4 separate regions of the Homo sapiens genome follow, and regions 2, 3 and 4 are each linked to region 1. Evidence: chromatin contacts called from ENCODE Hi-C or POLR2A ChIA-PET data. All regions are on one chromosome and are shown on one strand. Each heading gives the region's core, a stretch centred on a gene start or an enhancer-like site at or near the end of the contact. The rest is flanking DNA. Distances are from core to core; before and after follow the strand shown.

Region 1 (3,552 bases), core at 291-2,790:
CGGGTCCTGCCAGGAGCATGTGGTTCCCAGTGGATGCCATGGAAGACTCACGGCCGGCGCAGGACTAGGTTCCTGCTGCTCAGGGCAGCACCAGTTCTCCTGCCCCGCTCCCTTACCTGGTCCCTAACCCTGCCTGTCCTTCCAACCAGCACTACTCTCGTGGTGCCCACTTCCTCCCACACATGTTCGCTCATTGTTGTCATGCAGCTCCAGCCTCCTCACCTCCATACCTTCTCGTTTGCTCCCTGCTTTTCCGGCGCCCTCGTCCGAACACCGGAGTGCACTGGACCTACTGATCCCGGGTTCTCATTATCCACCTCCCCGGCAGCCTCGTAGCCTCCCATCACCGCTCCTCACCCCTTCACTCAGCAAGGGCCCTCTTCCTCTCTGGCGCCGGTCACTCCCACCTCTGCGCCTTTCCCCACGGTTGCGAGCGTTCGCGGGATCTCCCCTCTCCCCACATTTCCCCGGCGGCCCCTCCCCTTCGGCCCTCCCCGGGCAGGAGCCATCCCCTCCCACACACCTCCTGCGGACTCGCAGCCTCTCACCTCCGCCTCGGCTCTGCGGTCCTCCCGGGCTCCCTTTGCACATCCCCACCCCAACCGGGCCCCGGGGCCGGCCAGCCCCCCGGCTTGGTACCTTCTTCATGATGCCCGTCTTCCTCTTGCTGAAGGTCGTGTAGCGCCGCAGCTTGTTGTCGATGAACTCCATCTTGATCTTCACGCGGCCCCGGGTCTTCTTACCCGGCTTGGCCCCGCTCACCGCGCCGCTCACCGGCCCGTAGCCCCCGGTGGCCGCTGCCGACGCCTCGGGCCCACCGACCACCATACCGATCTCCATCTCGCTCAGGCTCCGCTTCAGGCCGCGCCGCTCGGCGCCCAGCTCCTCCTCCTCGCCCGACTCCGAGTCGCCCTCGCTGCCGCTGTAGAGGGCCCCCGCGGTGGGCGCCGGGGTGGTTGCCGCCGCTGCCGCAGCCTCCCGCTCCAGGCGGCCGGGCCCGAGCCCCGCGCCATTCCCGGGGACCCGGCCCCCGTTAGCCCCGCGTGTCCCGCCGCCGCCGCCCGGCCGCCCCGTCGGGGTCCGGTTCAGGCTGCCCCCCAGGGCCGAGCCCCGGCCCAGAGCCGCCGCGGCCCCAGCTTGGGTCGGTAACATGGCGCTCGATGCAGGAGGGCGGACGGGCAGTCAGCGAGGAATCGGAGCCGCCGCAGCCGCCGCCATCGGCTTCCCGGCTCAACCCGGCACTCCCGCTGCTGCTAGTGCCGCTATCGCTGCCGCGGCCGCCGCTGCGAACCCGGGGCCCCTGCACGCCCGGGCCGACCTGGGCCCTCACTTTCCTGCCCCTGTGGCCCGGGTTGCCCCAGGCCGCGCGCAGCGCCCCCTGTCCGTCTGCTAGGGCGGCGCGCCGGGCGGCCGTCAGCGTCCCCCGGGGGGCAGGGGCTGCTGGCCGCGGCCGAGACGGCGGGTGGAGGGGGCCGGGACCACGCGCTGGCGGCGGAGGGATCCCCCGACCCTTCCCCCCATATAAAGAGATACAATGTTTCCTTTTATGGCGAGGCCGCTCCTTATATGGTGAGCCCCAGCGCCCCCGCCCCATTGGTCCGTGGTTCCGGCACCTCCGCTCCCCATTGGCCCACAAGAGGGCGCTTATTTGCATAGACATACCGAACTCGTTGCTGTCATCTCGCGTCAGACCGCGACTCTGAGAGGGGTGGAGCCGACGCCTCTTAAAGGAACCGGAGAGCAGGCACGATTCCGCCTCCCTGAACCCGAGAATGATAGAACGGTTTGGGAGGCACCCGCGGAGAAGGAGGCTGGGACTGGAGCGCAGTCTTGCGGAAGAGAGGGAGCAGCACTAGTAAATGGGCACCGGGACCGCTGGAGGCAAACACTGGGGAAACCCCTGGGTGGATTGTGGGGTTTGCAGTAAATAAAAAAATACAGCCCAAATTCCAAGGGAGGAGTGCAGGGATTGATTGGAGCATTTCCTCACGCCTTCCTAAGGGAGGCACAGTTATTGGCTGAGCGGAGAGAGCTTGGGTCCCCGCCCGGTGTCCAGACTCGTCGCGCCCCAGCCTCTCAGCTCTAACTTTTCCCCTACCCCCAACTTCCCTTCCCTTTCCCTCGCTTTTGTAGGCGACGAAACTTTCCCACCGGGCTGGCTCGAGGATCTTCATTCATCATCCTCTGCACTGGGGGGTCTTTGGCAGACATACATCTGGAAAAGGCTGGTGGAGGGGAGGGCGAGAGAGAGAGATCGGCCTCCCAGTCCTGAGGCGGGCAGGGAGGAGAGACGGAGATCAGGGAGGAGAGATGGAGATCAGTGAAGACTTCCAGCTGCAGGCTGGACTTGGGGAGGAGGACGTCCCGAGGATAAAGCCCACCCTACAGCCAGTGCAAAGACTTGGGAAAGTGTGGCCCGACAGAAAGTTTAAGCCCAAGCAAGCACGCTCGCGCACACACACGCACATACACACACTTCTCTGGAAAGCCCGTTGGAGAAAAAAAAAAAAGTTTCACACAGGGTATCGCTCTGTCGCCCAACCTGGAGTGCAGTGGCGGGATCTGAGCTCATTGCAACCTCTGCCTCCCGGGTTCAAGCGATTCTCCCACCTCCGCCTCTCACGTAGCTGGAACTACAGGTGCGCGCCACCACTCTGGCCTAATTTTTGTATTTTTTGTAGAGATGGGGTTTTGCCATGTTGCCCAGACTGGTTTCGAACTCCTGGCCTCAAGCGATCCTTCCCCCTCGGCTTCCCAAAGTGCTGGGATTATAGGCATGAACCACCGTGCCCAGCAGAAAAAAAAAAAAAAAAAAAAAAAAACTTAAAAGATTAGAACTGGGGTGCTGCAAAGTGAGGTTCAAGCTCTGGGTCTGGGTCTTTTCTCCAAAGCAGTGAAAATAGCTTGGACTTTGCTGTTACAGAATTATTTAAATCTGGAATCTGCCTCTTGGTAAGCCCTGTGCCTGGAAACAAGTGACAAGTGATCTGATCTCTCCAGACGCAATATTCATCAATGCTGCTATCCATTCCCTGAGTTTTTTTTTTTTTTTTTTTTGAGACAGAGTCTCGCTCTGTCGCCCAGGCTGGAGTGCACTGGCACGATCTCGACTCACTGCAACCTCTGCCTCCCCAGTTCAAGCGATTCTCCTGCTGCCTCAGCTTCCCAAATAGCTGGGATTACAGGTGCCCACCACCACACCTGGCTAGTTATTTTGTGTTTTTAGTAGAGATGGGGTTTCGCCATGTTGTCCAGGCTGGTCTCGAACTGCTGACCTCAAGTGATCCTCCCACCTCGGTCTCCCAAGGTGCTGGGATTACAGGCATGAGCCACCATGCCGGGCCTATTCCATGAAATTCTTAATGCAGATTTAATGACATAAAGACTAAAGGGCAGAGTAATTGGTCAGTGGTTAGGCAATAGGAGTTACCTGGAGTAAGTCACCTCATCCTAGGGATAAAGCATCTTGGCATGTTTAAGGGGATGGGAGGCAGTGATTATTCCTGCCCGAAAAATTATGGAGATTAAATAAAGCAGTTGATTGTAACCTAG
Region 2 (3,552 bases), core at 787-3,286, 310 kb before region 1:
AGTGCATTGCAGCCTCAAACTCCTGGCCTCAAGTGCTCCTCCCATCTCAGTATCCCAAGTAGCTGGGACTACAGGTATGTGCCACTAGGCCGGGCTCAGAGTCAGTGCTATTAACTGTTATGTGTGTTCACCACACTACCCTTGGGTGATTACAATTACAATTTGAAAGGGGGCACGAATTGTCCTCAGAAAAAGGAGGTTCTCAACCTTCAGAAACAGAGTCACAGCTACATATCATCAGTTCTTCAAATACCTAAAGGTACTGAAGCTGACCTAGTAACAGTGACTTGGGTTGTTCTGTTTGGAGTAAGCCTTTGATTGGGGGGACAGGTACAGAGCAGACAGTAAATGAAGAGTTCTAGATCAAACCATCCTAGTCCACCATGAAGCGATGCTGATCCTGAAGCAGGCTTCAATAAGAAGGCTACTCCCAACTCTGGCTAGGGCAAAACACTCACCAAAGGAAGTGAAGGCCACATTCACTGTGTTCTCTGGCTCCAGTCCCTTTCCTTTCTCTCCAACACCAAATCCACTACCTCTCAGGCCATGCTTAGTTTGGCTACTGAGACTGATATTTTTCAAAAGTGGTTTGATGGGAAGATTACAAAGGAGAGAAAAAAACTACCAGAAAAGAAAAGAGCAAGTTCCATGATCCTTTCTTTGCATCACCACACTTGTCCAACTGTAAAGTAGCTCTCAAATATTAGGGGTCTCAAGGATAGGCAGTGCGGTGCTAAACATTCCCAGAGCTTTACATCAGTCCACTTGATCTCTTACCAGAAACTGATCTACATTTTTTCTCTCTAATCCCAACCTGCCTTTCCCTCACCTCTGATACCCCCACCAAAATCCACATCCCCAGAGGAACACTAATGAGCCCTTCTTACCAAAAAAGCAAAAGTAGACACACAGCGAGAATGAATTCAGGAGTCAGTGACAGCAGGTACCTAAATGGTCAGTGAACACGATCAGAATTTGTTTTCTCGTGACTCCCCACCATCTGTCACCCACAAATCTCCACTTCCAGGCAGGACGCCAAAGTGAAGAAGTGATGGGGATATTGAAGCAGAAACAATGAGCATGTAGGAAACTGCTTGTGACAGGGATGTGTTAACATCCTTCGGCCTGGTCTCTAGGCCTCTGTCCAGGTTTACTTGCATAGGTGAAGGCACACAAGGCTTAATTCTACACCAACTCTCAAAAGTCAGCCTGCAATCTACGCCAAACACTAACTTAAGGACCTCAGACAAAGGACAAACTCTATAAAAGTGAGCCCTTTTCAGACCAAATGTTTCTTGGCATCACTCTAAGCCCATGCATCCTCCTCCCAGGGAGCATGCCAGCCAGAAACCTGTCACTGGAAGCCACCTTACCCGCTCTGGGGTTGGACTGGGGCAAGTCGCTATCTCTTCTTCTTTCCAAGTAGGCACTGTAATTTCTTCCAGTCCCTGGGGCACCTGAATCTTCAGCTGAAATTGGGGCAGATGCTGCTAACAGCTGTGGAAAGGCTGATCTAAGCCTAGAAGAGGGTCATTTGACTGGCTTTAGTTCCCTCCTTAGCAGATCTGCCCGGCATCCTCCAGATCTCTCTTCCTCACTATCCCACTCTACTAGAAAGATCCCTTTCCCCTCTGGCCGGCCAGATACAGTCGGGCCTCTATCCCACGCTCCAGGCTTCTTTATTCGCGGCTAAGAAATTTTCCTCCAACTTGTGACTCTGCTTCTCCAGGGCCTGCACAACACCTACTTCTGGCTGCCCCGCCCCCAAATCCCCCTCCCCTAGGGCTGCCACTGGACCCTAGGGCCCCGGTCCGCCCCAGCTCCTTTTTTTCCTCTCCGCCTCGGACCTTACTCCATTCCATCTCCTCTTTTCAACCCTGGAGCCAGTACCCCCTTCGCCCCTACTACAGGCTAGGGCCCCCGCAATCCTCCCCAACTCTGGCTTCCCCGCCCGACTACTCCAACCCCACAACAAACTTTCCGCCGCTGCCAGCTGCGTTCAGGCCGCCATCTTGCCGCGGGGCAGGCCGGGTAGTGGCCAGGGCCGCGGGAATCCCCACGCACTTGGCGTGTCGCGTCATCTGAGGCGGGGCCATGGGGGCGGGGCCTCGGGTTGGGGAGGTGGGACACTAGGTAGGTGATGGTGAAAAATGGGGCTCTCCTGAAAGCAGGGATTGGAGGACTGGCCACAGAAGGAAGGAGGTGTCAGGAGCAGGGCAATAGCGGGAAGCGGGGAAAGAATCCAGTACTGAAAGAAAAAAAAAAAAAAAAAGAATAGGGGAACACATCTCAAAGATACAGTGGGAGAGAGAATCGTGCTACTGGTTCCCCGTCATCCAGAGAATAAAACCAGCTTTTCAGTTTGGCATTCAAAGATCCGCATGATCCAGGCTCTTCCACCTTCATCAGCCTCATTTTTTGCCTCTCCTGGGAACTTCAGGTTCCCAAATTGTCCTTTGTTTTCAGGACATCGGGCCTTAAGATGTCTAATCTCTCTCCTCCTCCTTTGCATCATCAATTCCTCCTATTCCTTCAAACCATCAGCTAAAATGTCACCTCCCCCAGAAAGATTTCCCTTTAGTGCTCCTTTTGCTGGGCATCACTAGCAACTTGTACATAGCTTTACTGTAGCTGTCCCGTGCAGTGTAATTATTTATTTACATGTTATACCACTTTTGCCCTGCTGCTTCTTCAGGGCAAAAACTATGTTTGATTGCATCTTCATACTCCCTAGCAGGTGCTTGGCACACAATAATTGCCTAATGAATAAATGGCATGTTTTCCTCCAATGCATTAAGCATATTTCTGCCTCAGGGTCTCTAAATTTGCTATTCCCCATACCTGGAATGTTCTTCCTCCAAATATTGACTCTCATTTGTGTCTTTGCTCAAGTGTCATCACTTTAGAGAAGCCTTCCTTGGCCACTCAATCTAAATCAGCATCCCTATTCTCCTTTACCCTGCTTTAATGTTTTCATTCATAGTACTTATCATTATCTGACATTATATTAAATATTTATTGTTTATTGATCATCTCCCCACTACAAAGCAAACTCCAGAGGTCTGGGATGTTTTCTTGCTCATCACAGTATCCCCAGTGTCTAAAACAATGCCTGGCATAGTAGGTATTCAATAGATTTTTTTTATTCTGTTTGTTTAATTAATTAATTAATTTTTGAGACAGGGTCTCACTCTGTTGCCCAGGCTGGAGTGTAGTGGTGCGATCTCGGCTCACTGCAACCTCCGCCTCCCGGGTTCAAGTGATTCTCCCACCTCAGTTTCCTGTGTAGCTGGGATTACAGGCGCATGCCAGCTAATTTTTTGTATTTTTAGTAGAGATGGGAGTTCCACCATTCCACCATGTTGGCCAGGCTGGTCTCGAACTCCTGACCTCAAGTGATCCACCTGCCTCAGCCTCCCAAAGTGCTGAGATTACAGGTGTGAGCCACTGCACCGGCCAGTAAATATTTATTGAATGAATAAATGGTATGGAGGTTGGTGATTGACAGATTTTGGAATATACTGGTGGAGAAGAGGGGTTGAAAATACTATA
Region 3 (3,552 bases), core at 600-3,099, 290 kb after region 1:
GAGAGAGTGTCTCGCTCTGTCGCCCAGGCTGGAGTACAGTGGCACGAACTTGGCTCACTGCAACCTCCACCTCCCGAGTTCACGCCATTCTCCTGCCTCGGCCTCCCGAGTAGCTGGGACTACAGGAGCCTGCCACCATGCCCGGCTAATTTTTTATATTTTTAGTAGAGACGGGGTTTCACCGTGTTAGCCAGGATGGTCTCGATCTCCTGACCTCGTGATACGCCCGCCTCGGCCTCCCAAAGTGCAGGGATTACAGGCGTGAGCCACCGCGCCCGGCCTACTACAACCATTTTATATAAGGGACTTCAGCAGTCTGAGATTTAGGCATCTGTGGGAGTCCTGGAACCAACCCCTTAAGGACACTGAGAGACAACTATACCTGGTCTGTCAAACCGTTGGGGGGAGCTCGTCAATACCAAATGTAGTCCAACACATGCGGGATAAAACTCACCAAATAAAAATTCTAATTACTTTCTCTTGGTTCCCCACCATTACCTCCTTCTTTGCCAAAAGTGCCTGCTTTGCCTGGGTGGCTTTGAGGGCTTGATAAGCCTTCCTCTTTTTCAGGAGATTTTCTGGAACCAAAGGGATTTTTCTTTGCCTGATGCAGAAAATTGAGATCAGAGATAACATTTAGAAAAGAACACTTGGCCGGGCTCGGTGGCTCAAGCCTGTAATCCCAGCACTCTGGGAGGCCGAGGTGGGTGGATTACCTGAGGTCAGGAGTTCGAGACCAGCCTGACCAACATGGTGAAACCCCCGTTTCTACTAAAAATAAAAAATCAGCTGGGCGTGGTGGCGCACGCCTGTAATCCCAGCTACTCGGGAGACTGAGGCAGGAGAATCGCTTGAACCCGGGAGGCGGAGGTTGCACCGAGCCGAGATCCCGACACTGCGCTCCAGCCTGGGGGACAGAGCAAGACTCCGTCTCAAAACAAAAACAACAACAAAAAAGAAAACGAACATTCAATGGATTTCCAAACCAATTCAATATCCTGGGCTTTAGGGAACATTACTGTTTTCAAGTATCTGAAGAAAGATTCCCCTGAAACCTGCGGTTTCTGACTCCAGGCCTCATAAATCCATCCCTAATAGTCACTCATCCCCAAAGCCTCGGAAAATAATGAATCCTTTAGCCTCTGGGTTCGTATAAGTTAACAGGGTTTTCACGGCCACAGTTCTTCATAGGCACTAGCAGCGACGAATCTATGGGGTTGGGGCGGGGGCAGGCCTATCTGCAGAGTTAACACTTGTCGGGCTGGGTGAATTCAACTGTGGCACTCCAGCCCGCTGCCTGAAGTCAATCCTCGCCTCTCCAGATAACCCGAACTTGACCGCGGTCCCCTCCCTCCTCCGCCACAGCGCTACTCCTCCTCACCCCCACCCTTTGTAAACTGTGGCCTTTTCTATTCCTAGAGCCCACAGGAATCCGCCACCAAGGCATAAACACCGTGGATGGCACCGGATACTCAAGACCCCACTCCAGATATTCAAAGCCCCAAACACTCACTCTTGCTCCGCCATCTTTCTAGTGGTGCAGCTACTGATCATGCGCAACCCCACCACATGGGGAAGACAGCACACGCTCTGTTTACTTGACCATAGAGACGTCTGTTCTAGCTCACGCTGGAGGACCAGTCAGCGTTCACTTAGCCGCAGTGAGCCCTTGAGGTCCCGCTAACCCCGATTCCTGCCAAAAGTTGCACCGCTTCTTAGGGTTTTTAGAGCCTGTGTTATTTTCAAAACCCAGCCCTTTTCTTGTAAGTTACAGTTTCATCACAAGCGGCCTGGCTGTGGACAGCAAAGTGCTTCCCACAATGCACCTATGGCGTCCGCTCCTAGCTACGGCGCCGCACTTCCGGCGCGGCTGTGCTGCGTCTCTGGGGAGGAAGACAGGCAAACTCCGCGAAACATTTTCGCTCTGTGGAAAAACTTGGAGGCTATGGCTTTGGCTCTCACGTGTAGGTGGAAGTGTTTGTTGAGGACTTAGAGTGGTAAAGCAGGTAGCTGCAATTCCGTCTGCTTGGCCCCGTCGATGCGTCCTTGAACACGTTATTTAACCCCTCTATACTGCGGCTTCATTACCCATAAAATGGGTGTACAGTAATAATAGGTCTACCTAATGGCGTTACGAGGATTACAGGAGATTAGATAAAGCGTTTAGCAGTGTCTGTCAGCACTATGTTTGTTACTATTACTGCTGGACCGAAAACTACAACATGCTTCCTTCCCGTCTAAAACCGTTACACAGGCCGGGCGCGGTGGCTCACGCCTGTAATCCCAGCACTTTGGGAGGGAGGCCGAGACGGGAGGATCACCTGAGGTCAGGAGTTCGAGATCAGCCTGGCCAACACGGCGAAACCCCGTCTTGGGCGGAGGTTACAGTGAGCCGAGATCGCGCCACTGCCCACCAGCCTGGGCGACAGAGCAAGACTCCGTCTCAAAAAAACAAAAAGAAAAGAAAAGAAAAAAAAAGAATAAAAATAAAACCCTTATGCAGCTCTCATCGCCCGGAATTTGCGTTCTTCCCTCCCAGTCTATATAGAATCCTGAAAAACAGTAGGTCGGGCCGGTGGCTTTCACCTGTAATCCCAGCACTTTGGGAGGCCAAGGCAGGTGGATCACTTGAGGTCAGGAGTTGGAGACCAGCATGGCTAAGATGGTGAAACCCCGTCTCTACTAAAAATACAAAAAATTAGCTGGGCGTGGTGGCTCGCGCCTGAAGTCCCAGAAGGCGGAGGCTGCGTGAGCCGAGTTTGTGCCACTTGCACTCCAGCCTGGGCGACAGAGCGAGACAGTCTCAAAAAAAACAAGAAATAAATTTTTTTTAAAATTAAAAATCCTGAAAAACAACACAAGTCTTATCATCTCTGGAAACCTCCAGAGCAGCGCTTCTCAAGCATTAATAGTGAATAGGAGTCACCTGAAGATTTTACTAAAATACAGATTTTTATTCAGGAGGCCGGGTGGGGAGCTGATATTCTGCTTTTTTTTTTTTTTTTTTTTTGAGATGGCGTCTCGCTCTGTCGCCCAGGCTGGAGTGCAGTGGCGCGATCTTGGCTCACTGCAAGCTCCGCCTCCCGGGTTCACGCCATTCTCCTGCCTCAGCCTCCCGAGTAGCTGGGACTACAGGCGCCCGCCACCACGCCTGGCTAATTTTTTGAATTTTTAGTAGAGATTTCACCTTGTTAGCCAGGATGGTCTCGATCTCCTGACCTCGTGATCCGCCCGCCTCGGCCTCCCAAAGTGCTGGGATTACAGGCGTGAGCCACCGCACCTGGCCAATATTCTGCATTTTTAACAGGCTTCAGAGTGACGCTGGTGCTACTGGTCTATGGGCTGACTAGTAAGACTCTAGAGTAGTGTCTGATTTCCCTCAGGACATTATTATATTTTTAATATTTCTTCCACATGATACTAGGGGGGGCAGGAACCATGACTGCTTACTCATCACTGATCCTAAGGATCTAGCACCAATTTCTCGATTTTGGCACTATTGATACTGATACTGGTGGCAGCTAAAGGCCTCGTGTTGCCATGTAACTAGTC
Region 4 (3,552 bases), core at 659-3,158, 260 kb before region 1:
AAAACAAAACAACAATAACAATCCCCCCTCCCCCCCGCCACACACACACACACACACACACACACACACACACACAAGAAAGAAAAGAAAGAAAGAAAAGAAAGAAGGAAAAGAAAAAAATATATATATTTCCTAAGATGTGGGGACCCAAGAAAGAACACTGGGCCCTTGGAGGCATAAACTGGCCCCAAGTTGGCCATCAACCAGCCTCATCACCCCTTCAAGTCTCTTTTCCTCTCTGAATCTCACTTTCCTCACCAGTATGGTGAGCAGTGAGTCTCAAGTTAAAGCCTTCTGAGGCCCTTTCCTGTCTTAGATTCTCGATCTCTCTAACCCTTCTCAGCAACACACACAAGGCTGATAAGTGAAGTGAAGCACAATTTCTATTGATCACATGATGGTCTTTCTTGCTTTCCCAGGGGGCGGATGAATCCCTTCCTTGGATAGGAGAAGCTGTGTATCCGCTTGGTCTGGGAGGAATCCTGATTTGTTTCTTACACAGAGACAAAAGTCTAGAAGGGTTTAATCACCTAGCATAGACAGCCTTCTCAGAAGAGCAGCTATTAAAAATTGGCACAGTCTTTTGGGAACTCAGTCTAATGAGAAAGCAAGAAAGACCTCTTGGATAGAGACACTTCCCCCCATCAGACTAGGAACTCCCAAAGGCAGAGACCACACCGTCCTCCTATCTTCTCGGCAGCCAGAATGAGACTAACTTTAGTCATCTCTAGCCATACAAGAACTAAATACAAAATCAAGTTGAGTTTAGCATCCACACCTTATAGCCCTTAATTGGGGAAGGCTTAATGTTTGATTTTGCTCTTCTTGTCTATCTACTGCTTCCTCTTCAGCTGAGCCTAGGTATGCTTTTCTTAATCTGGAAACACTAAGGTTTCATGGGTTGCAGTGGTGAGAAACTGAGCCTACAACTTAAACACATCATCGCTTTTGGCTAAAAACGTTGTTCCCCCAATTCTGCCTCCAATTCATGACAGCTGAGTCCGGGTAGCTGAAAATGGACAATTCTGATGATTTCTGATACTCATCGGACCTTTAAAAACATGCCAGGCGCTGCACTATATGCTTAAATTCATTATCTCATTTAAACCTCCCAACAATGAGACTCAGAGAAGGCAGGTACTTGCCCAAGAACAGCCACATTGCTGCTAAGTAGCAATGCTTAGATTTTATTCTACTTCTGCCCTACTCCAGAGACCTCGCTATTCTGGTGACACTGCCGGAAGATGTAGGCCGCGGGTGAGATCTGCAGGCACACATGGACAGATGCCTTGCGCCCGTCTCTACCCACCTCGGGGTGCCCAAGTAACAGGCACTGAGCACGGCGAGGAGCGCGTGGGGCAGGGCGCTGAGCACCAGCTGGGTGAAGCAGTGGCCTGTGGTGTCCCCCTCCCACAGCGGGAGCGGCCACGCTGCGCTGCTGCCGCACAGCTGGGCCAGAAGTCGTTCCATGGACGCCTCACCTGAAGGGAAAGTTGAGGGTGACGGCTGTGCAGGGTAACAGCCGGCTTTGCCTGCACTTCCCAGCCGGGTCTCCCTGTCTCCAGCCCCGCCCTGGAACCGGGACCGCCCGTCGCTTCCGCCCCGAAGCCAGACCCCGCCCATTCTCGCGGTACCAAGGGTAAAAACGGGAGGAGGTTTCCCCAGTGGATTTCTGGACGCTGGTCACCCACCTTGCCATCTGTTTTTCCCCTCCCGTTTCTCCGCCCCCAGGCATCCGGAACCTCAAACCTGAAGAAGCTGCTGTGCACCGGATTCCGATATCCTGAGAACTGGTGTATGCAAAAAAAAAAAAAGTACTGCCCGGCCGGGGTGCTGGGCCCGCCCCGGCTGGCACCCCACCTAGAGGTTGGAAGACCTAGCCGGCGCTATTCGCCACGCCCATATGCTGGTAGCTGCACGCATGTGCACTGCTCTCTGCTTCGGCTGGCCTTTGCACGCAGGCGCGCTGGTGCAGACGCACAGTTGCGTTTTGGTACGCTTTTGTGGCCTGACTTGCGTTAAGGATCCATCCCTCCCTTAGTGCAACGTCATTTATAACCTCTCACGTGGAGTATTCGCTCACAACTGTGTAAGCTTACTAGTTGGCACAAGCATTGCAATCTCCATTTCTTGAAGAGGTGGGGAGCCGGGCACGGTTGCGCGCCTCGGTAGTCCCTGCGCGCCCGTAGTCTCTGCGCGCCGGTAGATCCCAGGAGGATGGCCTGAGCCCAGGAGTTCGAGAACAGTCCAAGCAGCATAGCGAGACCCCAGTCTCAGATAGATAGATGGATGGATGGAAATTCAAACATACCTGCCCCACGGACAAATAATGCCATTTTGGGACACACTGTTTTCCCTTATTATTCTAGGGCTGCATGACCTTGGACAAGTTACCTAACTTTTTTGAGCCTCAACTTTTTTTTGGGGGGGGGACGGAGTCTCGCTCTGTCACCAGGCTGGAGTGCAGTGGCACAATCTCGGTTCACTGCAACCTCCGCCTCCCGGGTTAAAGCGATTCTCCTGCCTCAGCCTCCCGAGTAGCTGGGACTACAGGCGCGCGCAACCACGCCCAGCCAATTTTTTTGTTCGTATTTTTAGTAGAGACGGGGTTTCACCATGTTGGCAAGGATGGTCTCGATCTCCTGACCTCGTGATCCGTCCGCCTTGGCCTTCCGAAGAGCCGGGATTACAGGCGTGAGCCACCACCCCGGCCGAGCCTCAACTTCTTTATTTGTACAACAGGGACAATACCAATACTAAAGTACTGTTGAGAGAGTTGAATAATTAATTTAGAGTGCTTAGGGCAAGTGCTTTGCCTAGGGTAGTCCTCCAATAAATCTTTTAAGGAAGCAGTGGGAAGAACATAACCTTTATAATTATACGGACCTGGGTTTGAATGCTTTTAGCAGAGGGATGTTGGGCAGGTTACTTCTGCATCTTTATTTTATTATGTTTGTCAGGCATGGTGTTGGTATCCGCCTTTACATAGGTGTGTACAGTGCTTGAAGAAGAAAAGCTAAACAAATGACAATTATGGTTATCCCACTTAATCTCAGTAAGAAGCCCCATATCCCTCAACGTCAAGAATTAATTTTCCTATTTTTAAAAACTAAGAGATGTAGGTTTGCATTTCACAATCTTTAGTAATTAATTAACAGAGTCTTGCTACCTGGCCCAGGCTGGTCTTGAACTCCTGGCCTCAGGTGATGCGCTTGCCTTGGCCTCCCAAAGTGCTGGGATTATAGGTGTGAGCCACTGCACCTGGCCAGGCTCCACTTCTAATTCTAATTCACTTGCTGTTTCCATCACATCTGCAGTTACTTCCTCCACTGATGTCTTGAAGGTCCATCCGTGAAGGTTGGAATCAGCTTCTTCCAAACTTCTGTTAATGTTGATATACGTTGTCCTCCTCCCATGAATCCCATGAATCACAGTTTTTTATTTATTTATTTATTTATTTTTATTGATCATTCTTGGGTGTTTCTCGCAGAAGGGGATTTGGCAGGGTCATAAGACAATAGTGGAGGGAAGGTCAGCAGATAAACAAGTGAA

The links. A loop is a pair of places that touch in the nucleus more often than their neighbours do. ChIA-PET counts read pairs that join two places held with the same protein, here RNA polymerase II (POLR2A). Pooled maps may share reads with other maps.
Region 2: a loop to region 1 is called in a map of B cell, with 19 times the contacts of the local background. The contact joins the promoter of TJAP1 here to the promoter of SRF in region 1. A Hi-C loop is called at or near these places in 6 of 168 maps with a recorded cell type or tissue (B cell, CD4-positive, alpha-beta T cell, CD8-positive, alpha-beta T cell and 2 more), 9 of 37 single-sample maps with no recorded cell type and 16 of 50 pooled maps. POLR2A ChIA-PET finds 5 or more read pairs at or near these places in 11 of 52 experiments (Caco-2, HCT116, HEK293T and 8 more).
Region 3: a loop to region 1 is called in a pooled map, with 8 times the contacts of the local background. The contact joins the promoter of RPL7L1 here to the promoter of SRF in region 1. A Hi-C loop is called at or near these places in 1 of 37 single-sample maps with no recorded cell type and 11 of 50 pooled maps. POLR2A ChIA-PET finds 5 or more read pairs at or near these places in 5 of 52 experiments (CD4-positive, alpha-beta T cell, HepG2, Panc1 and 2 more).
Region 4: a map of CD8-positive, alpha-beta T cell shows a loop between it and region 1 (12-fold over the local background). The contact joins the promoter of ABCC10 here to the promoter of SRF in region 1. A Hi-C loop is called at or near these places in 7 of 168 maps with a recorded cell type or tissue (B cell, CD8-positive, alpha-beta T cell, Right ventricle myocardium inferior and 2 more), 24 of 37 single-sample maps with no recorded cell type and 25 of 50 pooled maps. POLR2A ChIA-PET finds 5 or more read pairs at or near these places in 11 of 52 experiments (CD4-positive, alpha-beta T cell, GM12878, H1 and 8 more).

Annotation. Positions count from the first base shown.
Region 1 is chr6:43,169,257-43,172,808 of GRCh38, reverse strand. SRF (serum response factor) reads right to left here and starts at 1,540. Exons shown (of 7, transcript NM_003131.4): 1 at 640-1,540. The coding sequence starts at 1,152. RefSeq lists enhancers at 112-321, 1-580, 1,607-2,336 and a silencer at 1,052-1,631.
Region 2 is chr6:43,476,054-43,479,605 of GRCh38, reverse strand. TJAP1 (tight junction associated protein 1) reads right to left here and starts at 2,036. Exons shown (of 11, transcript NM_001350562.2): 1 at 1,978-2,036; 2 at 1,374-1,519. RefSeq lists an enhancer at 893-1,686.
Region 3 is chr6:42,877,913-42,881,464 of GRCh38, reverse strand. RPL7L1 (ribosomal protein L7 like 1) reads right to left here and starts at 1,849. Exons shown (of 6, transcript NM_001366481.3): 1 at 1,514-1,849; 2 at 499-604. The coding sequence starts at 1,554. RefSeq lists enhancers at 1,588-1,647, 923-1,879, 1,668-2,137, 1,880-2,837.
Region 4 is chr6:43,425,897-43,429,448 of GRCh38, reverse strand. It overlaps ABCC10 (ATP binding cassette subfamily C member 10), which reads right to left and starts at 1,908. Exons shown (of 22, transcript NM_001198934.2): 1 at 1,692-1,908; 2 at 1,310-1,481. The coding sequence starts at 1,470. It overlaps LOC105375065 (a long non-coding RNA gene), which reads right to left. Exons shown (of 6, transcript XR_007059585.1): 6 at 3,435-3,552. RefSeq lists enhancers at 1,262-1,331, 3,433-3,552.